3 separate regions of the Homo sapiens genome follow, and all the other regions are linked to region 3. The links are chromatin contacts, found by Hi-C or POLR2A ChIA-PET in ENCODE. All regions are on one chromosome and are shown on one strand. Each heading gives the region's core, a stretch centred on a gene start or an enhancer-like site at or near the end of the contact. The rest is flanking DNA. Distances are from core to core; before and after follow the strand shown. Region 1 has its middle 59 kb from the start of LINC02789. Region 2 overlaps NEK7 (NIMA related kinase 7). Region 3 holds the start of PTPRC-AS1 (PTPRC antisense RNA 1).

Region 1 (3,480 bases), core at 629-3,128, 420 kb after region 3:
CTAATATAACAAAATCCAAAATGTGGACCACTCTACTGAACTATTGAACCAGCTTCTTAAAAATTCATCGCAAAGAACACACACACACACATACACGCACGAGAGAGAGAGGAAAAACTGTAGTTTTTAGAAGAGACTGAAGAGACCTATCAACCAATTACAATGTATAAACATTTTCTTTTTAAGAGCTGGGATCTCACTCTGTCAACAACCCAGGCTGGGGTGCAGTGATGTAATCGTACCTCACTGCAGCCTCAAAATCCTGGGCTCCAGAGATCCTCCTGCCTCAGCTCCTGGAGTAGCAGGGAACACAGGCGCATGCCACCATGACCGGCCAATTTTTTTTTTTTAAGAGATGGGGTCTCTCACTATGTTGCTCAGGTTCATAAACATTTTTTAATTCTAATTTAGATGAACAAGTCCTTAAAAATGTAATTTGGATGAACACCTCCTTAAAAATGTATGGGACAATCAGAAATTGAACAATAAGTGGGCATTTGGTGATATTAAGTGAATGTTAGTTTTTAGGTGTGATAATATAATATTTCAGAATGTTAGAAAAAAGACCTTATCTTTCAGAAAGATATACTGAAATACTAATGGATAAATAATATAATCTTTGGAATTGCGGAAAGAAGTGAGTGCTAGTATATGAAAAGTGTCCATGAACTGATAATTATTGAAGCTGTGTGATGGATAGTATGGGATAATTATACTATTCTCTTTAGTTTTCTATATGTGCTTCATATACTCACTAAGAAACAGTTTTACCCATATATACGCCAACCTAATTTATCACAAAAGTAACACTGCTGTGCAGTGGGCAACGTGTAGTTTTTCCAATAAAGGTGCTGCATCAATGGATTACTTATTTGAGAAAAATAAGTATCTTAATTTCTGCTCACCCAAGTCACAAAAATCAATTAAAAATGACTGTGGTCTATGTGGTTAAGGTAAAACAATAATGGCTTTAGATGAAAACATGGGCAATCATCTTCATGATTTTAGAGTAGTCCAAGATTTCAGAAACAGAACACAAATAGTTTTAAACTAAAGCAAAAAGATAAATCAATAGCTCTGTTCATCAAATGATAACATTAAATAAATAAAGAAGGAGTATATCTACAAAAAATTTACCCCCCACACAAAAAATCATATCTAGACTCTGTAAAGAACACCTGCAAACTAATAAGGAAAGGATAGAAAATCGAATAGTAAAATGCACAAAATACTTAAACAATTCACATAAAATACATTAAAATGGTCAATAAATATAGAAAAAGTTACTCATATTTATTACTCATTGACAAAATGCAAGTTAAAAAACCACAATGTGATACCTCTACTTCCTCACTGGAATTGTTAACATGAGAAGACAGACAATACCAGGTGTTGGTGAGGATCTGTAGCAACTGCAAGTTTCATATACTGTTGGTGTGAGACATAGTTTAGTATAGTTTAGTACAACCTCATAGAAAGCTCTTTGGCAGTGTCCTCTAAAGCTAAATGTATGCATACCTTACAGCCTAGCAATTCAAATTCTAAGGATATACCCAATAGAAATGCATACACATGTTTACCAAAACTCCTGTACTGGTATGTTCATAATTCTAGTGAAATACCATATGTCAGTAAGAAGGAACTGATTACAACTGTGTGCAAAAACAGTTCTAAATTTGCCAAGCAAGACGTTGAACAGGAAGTCACACACAACTAAATAGATACAGTATCATTTTGTTTTAATGAAATCAATTAAAATTAATAAAATTAGTCAATGATAAATTTTATTTTGATAAAGGTGAGAGATATGCAACATCTCTGGTTTTAGAAGTGGGTGTCAACTGTGGGGTGGAGAATAGTAACTGGAGTTGGCATAAGTGGGGTTTTCCGACATACTGGCCACATCCTCTTTCTTGGTTTAGGTGATGTTATACACGTGTTTGGTTTCAAAACATTCATTGAAGGGAGCCTCTAAGAAATATGTAAGTTTGTGCAAATATCTTATACCTCCATATTAAATTGCCAAAAAATACTACTAATTCAACTATGTTAAAATCTAGAGCTTGCTTTGAAAGAATTACACCCTAAAAGAAGTACTTGGTCACACAGTTCTCAACAATGTTTCTTATGAGACTTCTGACAATGTGATGTGATGATAGAATAAATGTATTCTTAAAAATAGAAGAACTAAATCATGATAAAAAAATCAAATATTGCCACAAACTGATGACGGATATTGGTTTTGATAAAATATCAAAGAAACTGGAATGAGAATTATTATTGTATTTTCATGATTTTAAAGTAATATTTCAAAATGAATGAATCAATCAAGATGTGCAAAGATGTAATTTGATTAAACTATGTAATATCCTATGTAATTTGAAATATTAAAACTTAGAATAATTTTTCTTAACAAGTCCCTCCAAAAAAAAAAAGCAGAAAAGAAAAAATTGTAATTGAAGTGGCATTTTCCATTAATGTCATCGTTTACAAACTCTGAATTACCCTTTTGTGGGGAGGTAATGCTCTGATATTTATCAATTGGTTCTCAGTGATATTTTTAACATCAGCAGTGTGCTATCATGGTGGGAAAACAAAGAAGTACATATTGAAAAGATATAAAAAATAATTTGTAGAAACAGACCAACTCTCATGAAGCCTGCAGTGACAGGTGTTATTTGATTAACATAAGGAAAAAGATCAAAATACACTGAGCACTTATCATGTTCAAGAGTTAGTTCTTAACTCCCTATATTTGTTCTCTTTTAATCTGTAAAATAATCCAGTGAGGCTGATAACATTGCCCCATTTTACACATGATACATTGCCCCATTTTACACATGATAAAGTTCAATAAGTAGTCCAAGTTTGGGAAGATACTAAATGACTGGATATTAAATCCAGGCCTGGATCATGCAAGAGAGTATGATGAGTGTGGAACAGAATAACCAAGGGTATATTCATAACTATTGACTCTGGTTGGACTCTGAAGCCAGATGATTCCAGAGATGAGTTCCAAACAGAAGTAGGAGTTATTGAGAGGTGAAGCCAGCTGGACTTCCTGGGTCAAGTGGGGACTTGGAGAACTTTTCTGTAGCTAGAGGTTTGTAAAATGCATCCATCAGTGCTCTGTAAAAACGCACTAATCAGCACTCTGTAGCTAGCTAGAGGTTTGTAAAATGCACCAATTAGTTCTCTGTAAAAATGTACCCATTGGCGCTCTGTAGCTAGCTAGAGGTTTGTAAAATGGACCAGTCAACACCCTCTAAAATGGACCAATCAGCACCCTGTAAAATGGACCAATCAGTGCTCTGTAAAATGGACCAATCAGCACTCTGTAAAATGGACCAATCAGCAGGACATGCATGGGGACAAATAAGGGAATAAAAGCTGGCCACCCCAGCCAGCAGTGGCAACCTGCTCGGGTGCCCTTCCACACTGTGGAAGTTTTGTTCTTTTGCTCTTCACAATAAATCTTGC
Region 2 (3,828 bases), core at 639-3,138, 410 kb before region 3:
TTGTGCTAGCTTTGGAATGTGTTTGCTTTTGCTTTTCTAGTTCTTTTAATTGTGATGTTAAGGTGTCAGTTTTGGATCTTTCCTGGTTTCTCTTGTGGGCATTTAGTGCTATAAATTGCCCTCTACACACTGCTTTGAATGTGTCCCAGAGATTCTGGTACGTTGTGTCTTTGTTCTCGTTGGTTTCAAAGAACATCTTTATTTCTGCCTTCATTTCGTTATGTACCCAGTAGTCATTCAGGAGCAGGTTGTTCAGTTTCCACACAGTTGAGCGGTTTTGAGTGAGTTTCTTAATCCTGAGTTCTAGTTTGATTGCCCTGTGGTCTGAGAGACAGTTTGTTATAATTTCTGATCTTTTACATTTGTTGAGGAGAGCTTTACTTCCACCTATGTGGTCAATTTTGGAATAGGTGTGGTGTGGTGCTGAAAAAAATGTATATTCTGTTGATTTAGGTTGGAGAGTTCTGTAGATGTCTATTAGGTCTGCTTGGTGCAGAGCTGAGTTCAATTCCTGGGTATCCTTTGCAAGGAGTTCTTATCTAAAAGTTCAGACTCTTCATCCCTATGTTGTATCCTTCTTCCTTAATTAACTTCCTTTTTAGGCTTTCCTATCTCACATACTATATATATATATATATATATATATATATATATATATATAAAAAGTACATATATACACATATATATGTATGTTTATATATTTATTAAAACATGTATATGTATGTTTTATATATTAAAACATATATGTATGTTTATATATTAAAACATATGTATGTTTATGTATTAAAACATGTATGTATGTTTACATATTTATTAAAACATGTATGTATGTTTTATATATTTATTAAAACACACATATATATATATGTATGTTTTAATGTATTCCTTGTTTATTCCCCTCACTAGAATGTAAGTTCCTCAGGTACAGGGATTATTGTCTCTCTAGTCTGCTACTGTATCGTCAGTGTGTAGGACAGTGCCTGGCATAAGTTCAGTAAATATTTGTTGTTGAGTGAATGGATGTCTGCAAACTTACCCTATGTGTCACCTACATATATGAAAATGATCAGTGATTGTGTGTATTGCGTGTATATTGTGTGATTGAAAATTTTTCTGACATTTTTAATTACAGAAGGCCTTACGACCGGATATGGGCTATAATACATTAGCCAACTTTCGAATAGAAAAGAAAATTGGTCGCGGACAATTTAGTGAAGTTTATAGAGCAGCCTGTCTCTTGGATGGAGTACCAGTAGCTTTAAAAAAAGTGCAGGTAAGATGACTTTAATTATATAAATCAATGTAAAATTATACTATGTGAATTATAGATGAGAAAAGTATATCCTGAATGATTGGGTACTGATAGCCTTAAGTTGAGAATGCTGGGAAAGATTGAACGTTGTATTTTAAAAGCCAGAAACAAGTGTAGTATGGAGTGGAAATATTAGTTTTAACACTATTTCTAGGCTTTAAAAATTTAGCTCGTATTGAACCTCAAAAAGCTTTCACAACTCTAGATTTTAAGAGGCAGATTTGAGTCATCACCATTACTTCTACCTGGACATTTAACTAGATGTTGAATACTCACTGAAGTTCTACAGCTATAGGCACTGTAGTCAGAAACTAGAGTCACAAAATGTACTGCCCGAAGTTAGTAAATGGCAGTTAAACTATACCAGCAAAAAAATGAAAGGAAAATGAAGTGAACTTTATTTACTTGGAAATAAAAACGAGGCAGATAAAATTAGAACATTGATACCTAACTTTAAAATCTCTTATTGTATTTGTGTCATTCTGGAATCAGATTTGCTCTCTAATCCAGACCCTTTCCTGTCTTCTCGAATTCATTTATCTTGCTCCAGCTCCTCTTTCCAAGTCCTGCCCTAACCCTGGAGTTGCAGTCCAACTGAGCTACCCTGGAATGCTCACTTGCCAGAGCCCTGAGTGTTTCACTTGCCCTAATGAGGTCCTCTGGCCTAGAAAGTACTTGTCTTTCTGCCTTCCAGTGTGTATGACATCAAACAGTAAATCACACAGTGAATCATACACTTTTACTTCCCTTTTTCAATTATGGTAATAGTTATTCTTCACCTGTGCTACAGACTATTTTGCTTTGCAACTCTTTTATCTTTTTTCTGCAGATACCTGTGAAATCTAAATGTCTTTTTTTTTTTAAACTTCTTAAGATGATTAGTATACTTGTGACAGCCAATATAGAGATGAACAGTTTTAATTTACATTTAAAAATGAAACTAATGATTTATAAAAGGTTTTATCTGGTATATGTGTTAGATGTAAACAATAATAGAGATACCCGCATATCCACAAGGCAGCTTAAGAAATAAACATTAAAAATATTTTCGACATGTGTGTGCTACTCCCTTCCCTCAGAGATAACCATATCCTGAATGTAATGTTTATCATTCCTTTGTTTTTCTTTATTGTTTTTCCTACATTGGTATGAATTTCTAAAATAGTCTATTGTTTACTTTTGCATTTTTTTAAACTTTACATAAATGAAGCATGTTTTATATATGTATTACACGCACACACACTCACACAGCTTGCTTTTTTCACATAGCTTCGTGTTTGAGCAATTAGTCCGTGTTGGTGCATGTGCTGTAGTTTATCCTTTTTGCTACTGTATAATATTCACTTGTTCTTGTTGATTGTTGTTTAAGTTGTTTACAGTTATTTGCTATTACAAACAATGCTTCTCTGATATTCTCATGTCTTTCCTAGTTTACACATACAAGAATTTCTCTCTTGTTTGTGCTTAAGAGTGGAAATGACTGCATCCCACAGGGGATGCATGTGTACTGCAAGTTAATGCCAAGTTGCTTTCCAAAGTTGCACTGGTGTAAGTTTTCGCCAGCAGCATATAAGAATTGCAGTCTTCTCTGTTTTAATATGCCACTCAGAGCTTAAGAAAACACAATATGGGATGTAGTTATTAGTGTTTATGAAAGAGATTACTTTTGGAACGATTATTCCCTTACAAAAGAACTCTGATTCATTTTTAAAATGGATTAAATTTCTACTGTGATCTCTGAGCACCCAGGGAAATAAAAAAGAAACTAGTGGTATTATTCCTGCCCTCCAGGGGAACAAGAGTCTATCTAGAACAGTTTAATGTTAAACCCTGTGGCATGGGTTCCTGATTTAAATAAGAGTTCACAGAATGGAGATGTCAATTTGAGCTGTTGGAATTGGTGGAATTGGAACTTAAGCCAGGCTATAAATATGAGCCCAGATTGTGGTGAGCATTGGAGCCAGACAGAGGAATTTGAACCGTAGGCAATTGAGGATGCATTGTGGACTCTCAAGTAGAGTAACAATCTTCAAAATCCATTATTTTCAAAGTAAAATTACAAGCTCAACATACAGAATAGAATGGAGAGAACATAGCTGCCAATCTGCCACAGATTGTCAAGATGGGAGGTTGGATGGATTGAGATCCATTTGGAGGTCTCTGGGGACTCTTGGATCCCTTCTCTGATTCTGAGTGTGGAAAACAGGGCTCAATTCTGTCTCTAGTGATTATATTTTACATTGCAGAACCTTCTCATTAGAAACAGAAAGAAAGAAGGGAAGAAAGAAAGAATGGAGGAAGGGGTGGAGGGAGGAAGAAAAAAGCTCTTGCTGCATTTTTCTATTGATTGGGAATTTGAATAAGTGTGAGTTAATTTGCACAATTGTATTTCCATTCAGTATTAATTGGACATTACCCTCTAGCTGCCTCTGTTTTACGCTGTGATAAACCTCAAATTACTGTAGGAAGTTAAAGTTTATTCTTTTGGATTATCCCATTCCTTTCTGCTTTAGTGT
Region 3 (3,888 bases), core at 528-3,027:
TTTATTTTTTATTATAATTTTGATGAATGCATTTTTGTCAAAGTTGTCAAAGTCAAGAAGTCATTATTGAGACCCTGAGGGTAAGGCAGGAGCCAAGTGAGAACAAGCAGATGTCAAAGATGGTGAAAAACTAGAACAGCCAGGTCCCCCAGGCATATACAGAGAAGTTTTGCAATGGCAGGTCCCCGTGGTTGTCTGACCCAGACTTCCACCTTGAGGTAACTGGGGTAACTATAACGATATTTTCATCCTGATCTCTTCATGCAGTTATATGTTTCCAAGAACAGATAAACTGTGAACTTAATACAAGTGTCTCCTTTCCTTGGATTCTCACCATCTGGGTGGTAAACATGACAGAAACATTCAAGTATGTTCAATGTAGTACATGGTAACAAATGCTTTAGCACAGACTAGGGAGCATGTCTGGCAACATGTTGGCAAATAATTAAATTGGCACATTCAGGATAAAATGAGAACATGGAAAAACAGAATATGATTCTCTTTCCAGCCCTGGAAAGACATCCCAAGTGTACGTATTGTTTATATTATGTTATTAGTATATCTTTACCAGCAAAGGGCAGGTCATCATCATTCAATATGCTCAAATACTCACATTTAAAGACATAGGCACTTTGAGAGGCCAAGGGGGGAGAATCACTTGAGCCTAAGAGTTCAAGACCGGCCTGGGCAACATGGCAAATCCCATCTCTACAAAAAATACAAAAATTAGCTGGGTATAGTGCCTGTGGTCCCAGCTACTTGAGAGGCTGAGGTGAAAAGATTGTTTGAGTCGAGGAAATGGATGCTGCAGTGAGCCATGGTCACACCACTGCACTCCAGCATTCTAGCCTGGGCAACAGAGCAAGACCCTGTCTCAAAAAAAAAAAAAAAAAAAAGAGAGATGTAGGGAGCATTGTGGACATCTATTCATGGAGGGTTAAACAATAGAATTAGACAACCATGTGTATGTGTGGAATCATGTGTTTTTTCCACACATGTAGGAAGGAGAAGGTAGGAACAATGAAAAGATTCTTTTAGTGATCATAGTGGCTCCAAAACAGATGCTTTGGTATATGTAATACCCATTTATCTTATAAAGAAAATAAAGAAATAATAAAAGCATTTGCTAACCATGTTAGATGCTATAGTAAATGTAAAAATAAAGGGTCTGTTAATCTATTAACTGAGCTTAATATATGATGTGATATAACAGCAGCCTTCAAATATGCGGAGGGCTATAACAGAGATCATGATGAACAGACTTTTATTCTGGCTTAGAAAGACTAGACACAGAAATTAAAGGCATAAATTACTCTACAAGCAAAGCAATCTTAACATAACACTCCTTTCAAGGTAGACTATGAATATTTCCACCAATAATATATTTATTAAAATAGATTCCTTTTCATTTGTCTTTTTAAGTTAAACATAATCTTGCTTGAATGAGGATGAGTATAAGATACCTCAGTCATGACCTTGTAGATCACTGCATCAGCCAGCTTTGTATTCAGCTATCAAACAAAATAAAATGTGATCACTAGTGGTTCAAATACATTGGAGTTCTACAACTAAAGATCTAAAGGAATGAAATCCATGACTAGTACAAAGACATAATAATGCCCTAAGCAACTTACGATATTTTGATGTTTCTTTTCTGACACCCCATTCGATAGGCTTTTGTCTTCATGCTCAGCATCTCCTATCTCATTTGGGATGCTATGCGTCCACACCTTTCATCACATTCCAGCAAAAAGAAAGGGAAGGCAAAGTGGTAATATATTTTTCCTAGTGAGGTTTTGCCTCTTTATTCAGGGATGGAAACCTTCCCCAGAAGCTTTTGTCTACACTTATTGGCCAGAAATTTAACATATAACCATTCATTGCTGTCAGAGGTGGGAAGGAGTCCCTGAGAAAGAAATTATTCTTGTTTTCCAGCCTCTATTGTAGCATTTAACAAGGAAGAATGGGATTATGAATAGCTTTGGAATGTTTATCATGTCTTCTAGTTGCCATAGCTCATAGTCATTTTATATGATTGAATCTATATTAGGCCTTTTATCTGACAAGTTTCCCAATGTACAAAGACTGAAAAAAAATAATTTTCCTCAGATGGGAATAAAGAATGTCAACTGGTCTGGCCAAGTGAGTTTGGAAAGCTAAGATTTAGCCTTGGGTGCATTATTGATGGACAATAAAGGAGTAGGTGGCACTCATCCATTCATTCAGTTATTCTAGCTGTGCTATTGAATACTTGCTAACTGCAAAGCACAGAGCTAGATCCTAGTAAGAATATAGAAAAGAAAGTCACAGTCTCTGCCTTGAAAACATATTTATTTTATTTCTAGGACAAGACATCTACACATATACAAACTGTCAATTCATAACATGTCATGGAAACATAAAAGAAGGTATCAGTGAAAGTGGAGTGTTTAAGGAAATTTCCATGCAGTTGATAGAATTTTAATCCTATAATTTCAATAGGTAGTAGCTGTGTCTCAGGCATTCTAGGCAGTGCACAGCAAGAGAAAAGATTGAGATAAAGATAAAAACTGGAAAGAAGTAGGCAATCAGTCATATTTCTGCAAAGCAATGTTAGAAAATTGCATGTGTTAGCTTGTATACACAACTTAGCTTACAATGTTAGCTTGTAGCTAACTGAATACAGATGTGAGAGTTAAAATATACTCTCCTAACAGTAGAATAATGATTGTTAGAGTGGCAGGGATGATCTTATAGAAATAAACATTGGACAACCAGCAAAAACAGTGAAAGCCAGCCATATGGCTATCTGGAGGAAGAGCATTCCAGCTACTCAAATCCAAAGTGGTATCATGGTGTGATGTCTTTTTTTTTATTTTTGTTTTAGAGACAGGGTCTCACTATATTCCCCAGGCTGGTTTCAAACTCCTGAGCTCCTGTGATTCTCCTGCCTCAGCCTCCTGAGTATAGTCACATGCCACCATGCCCAGCTAAGTTATATATAAACATAAGCACAGAGTAACATGGTAGCAAAAAATAATGTCACCCAAATTAGGGTTTTGAAGACAATACAGGAGTTAGATAGATAAAGAAGAGAGGGAAGGGCATAACACAAAGGAACAGGAAGTATTAAAATGTGCGTGTTATGGACTTGCATACAAATTGAGTGCTTTAATTTTGCCAAGCATCTTTCATAACACTATAAGGAATTAACAGTATGAGATAGCATAAGTAAGGGGGCCTGAGAACTTACATAAACACCCTTGGTACATGGAAAGTAAATATAAAATGGTGCTGATAATTCTAATTACATAGTTTATAGAAAAGATACATGACCAAGCTTGAAGCAAGAATGATTGATAAGGAATTAGGTAGGTTCTGTATAAGGAAAGGTGATTTCAGATCCCAAAAGGGCATGGCTGAATGTTTAGCCTTTCAGAGTTGGGGAATCCATTTCTTCCTGTGGAAGGATTAGTCTTTAGGTGAATAGATATGTATCGAAGGGAAATTAAGAGAGCATAAGAAAACCCCACTTTACCTGCCATCTATCCATGGAAGCAGCAATAAGACCACCTGAGAGCTATGGTACAATTAAATTGAAGATATTTGAACACATAAAGTAGGTGTAATGTAACATATAGGCTCAAACATTTGAAAGTGATGATATTTGGTCATTGCTGGCCTACAAAAGAAATGATTTTATGTGATTCAGTCTAATGGTAATAGTTACAAAGGATTGACTTCTTCGCAAATAAAATGGTTGAAATAGTACCCAAAACTAGCAGATTGGGCAAAAATTACAAAGAAATATCTAAGTGGTTGCATAGTAACCACAAAAATGAACACACTTATTTTCAGAGTTCAAACCGTGGTAGATTTGAGAGTATGTTTGGAAATGACTAATGCTTA

Evidence for each region. A loop is a pair of places that touch in the nucleus more often than their neighbours do. ChIA-PET counts read pairs that join two places held with the same protein, here RNA polymerase II (POLR2A). Pooled maps may share reads with other maps.
Region 1: a map with no recorded cell type shows a loop between it and region 3 (2.5-fold over the local background). The contact joins the enhancer-like site here to the promoter of PTPRC-AS1 in region 3. A Hi-C loop is called at or near these places in 2 of 37 single-sample maps with no recorded cell type and 2 of 50 pooled maps. POLR2A ChIA-PET finds 5 or more read pairs at or near these places in 4 of 52 experiments (GM10248, OCI-LY7, Panc1 and 1 more).
Region 2: a pooled map shows a loop between it and region 3 (2.7-fold over the local background). The contact joins the enhancer-like site here to the promoter of PTPRC-AS1 in region 3. A Hi-C loop is called at or near these places in 1 of 37 single-sample maps with no recorded cell type and 2 of 50 pooled maps. POLR2A ChIA-PET finds 5 or more read pairs at or near these places in 2 of 52 experiments (PC-9 and activated naive CD8-positive, alpha-beta T cell).

The regions. Positions count from the first base shown.
Region 1 is chr1:199,088,078-199,091,557 of GRCh38, forward strand. No RefSeq gene overlaps it. Among named protein-coding and RNA genes, the nearest start is that of LINC02789, 59 kb to the right of the region's middle. RefSeq lists an enhancer at 1,515-1,564. Within about 2 kb of position 1,879, at least 3 of the 41 ENCODE cell types and tissues checked have a DNase peak (open chromatin) inside an H3K27ac peak, as active enhancers do; they include OCI-LY7, where a contact is called at or near this core.
Region 2 is chr1:198,251,908-198,255,735 of GRCh38, forward strand. NEK7 (NIMA related kinase 7) reads left to right here. Exons shown (of 10, transcript NM_133494.3): 3 at 1,133-1,273. Among named protein-coding and RNA genes, the nearest start is that of NEK7, 97 kb to the left of the region's middle. Within about 2 kb of position 1,889, at least 4 of the 41 ENCODE cell types and tissues checked have a DNase peak (open chromatin) inside an H3K27ac peak, as active enhancers do.
Region 3 is chr1:198,665,365-198,669,252 of GRCh38, forward strand. PTPRC-AS1 (PTPRC antisense RNA 1) reads right to left here and starts at 1,778. Exons shown (of 3, transcript NR_199042.1): 1 at 1,635-1,778. All of the region lies in intron 2 of PTPRC (protein tyrosine phosphatase receptor type C), which reads left to right. RefSeq lists an enhancer at 3,400-3,888.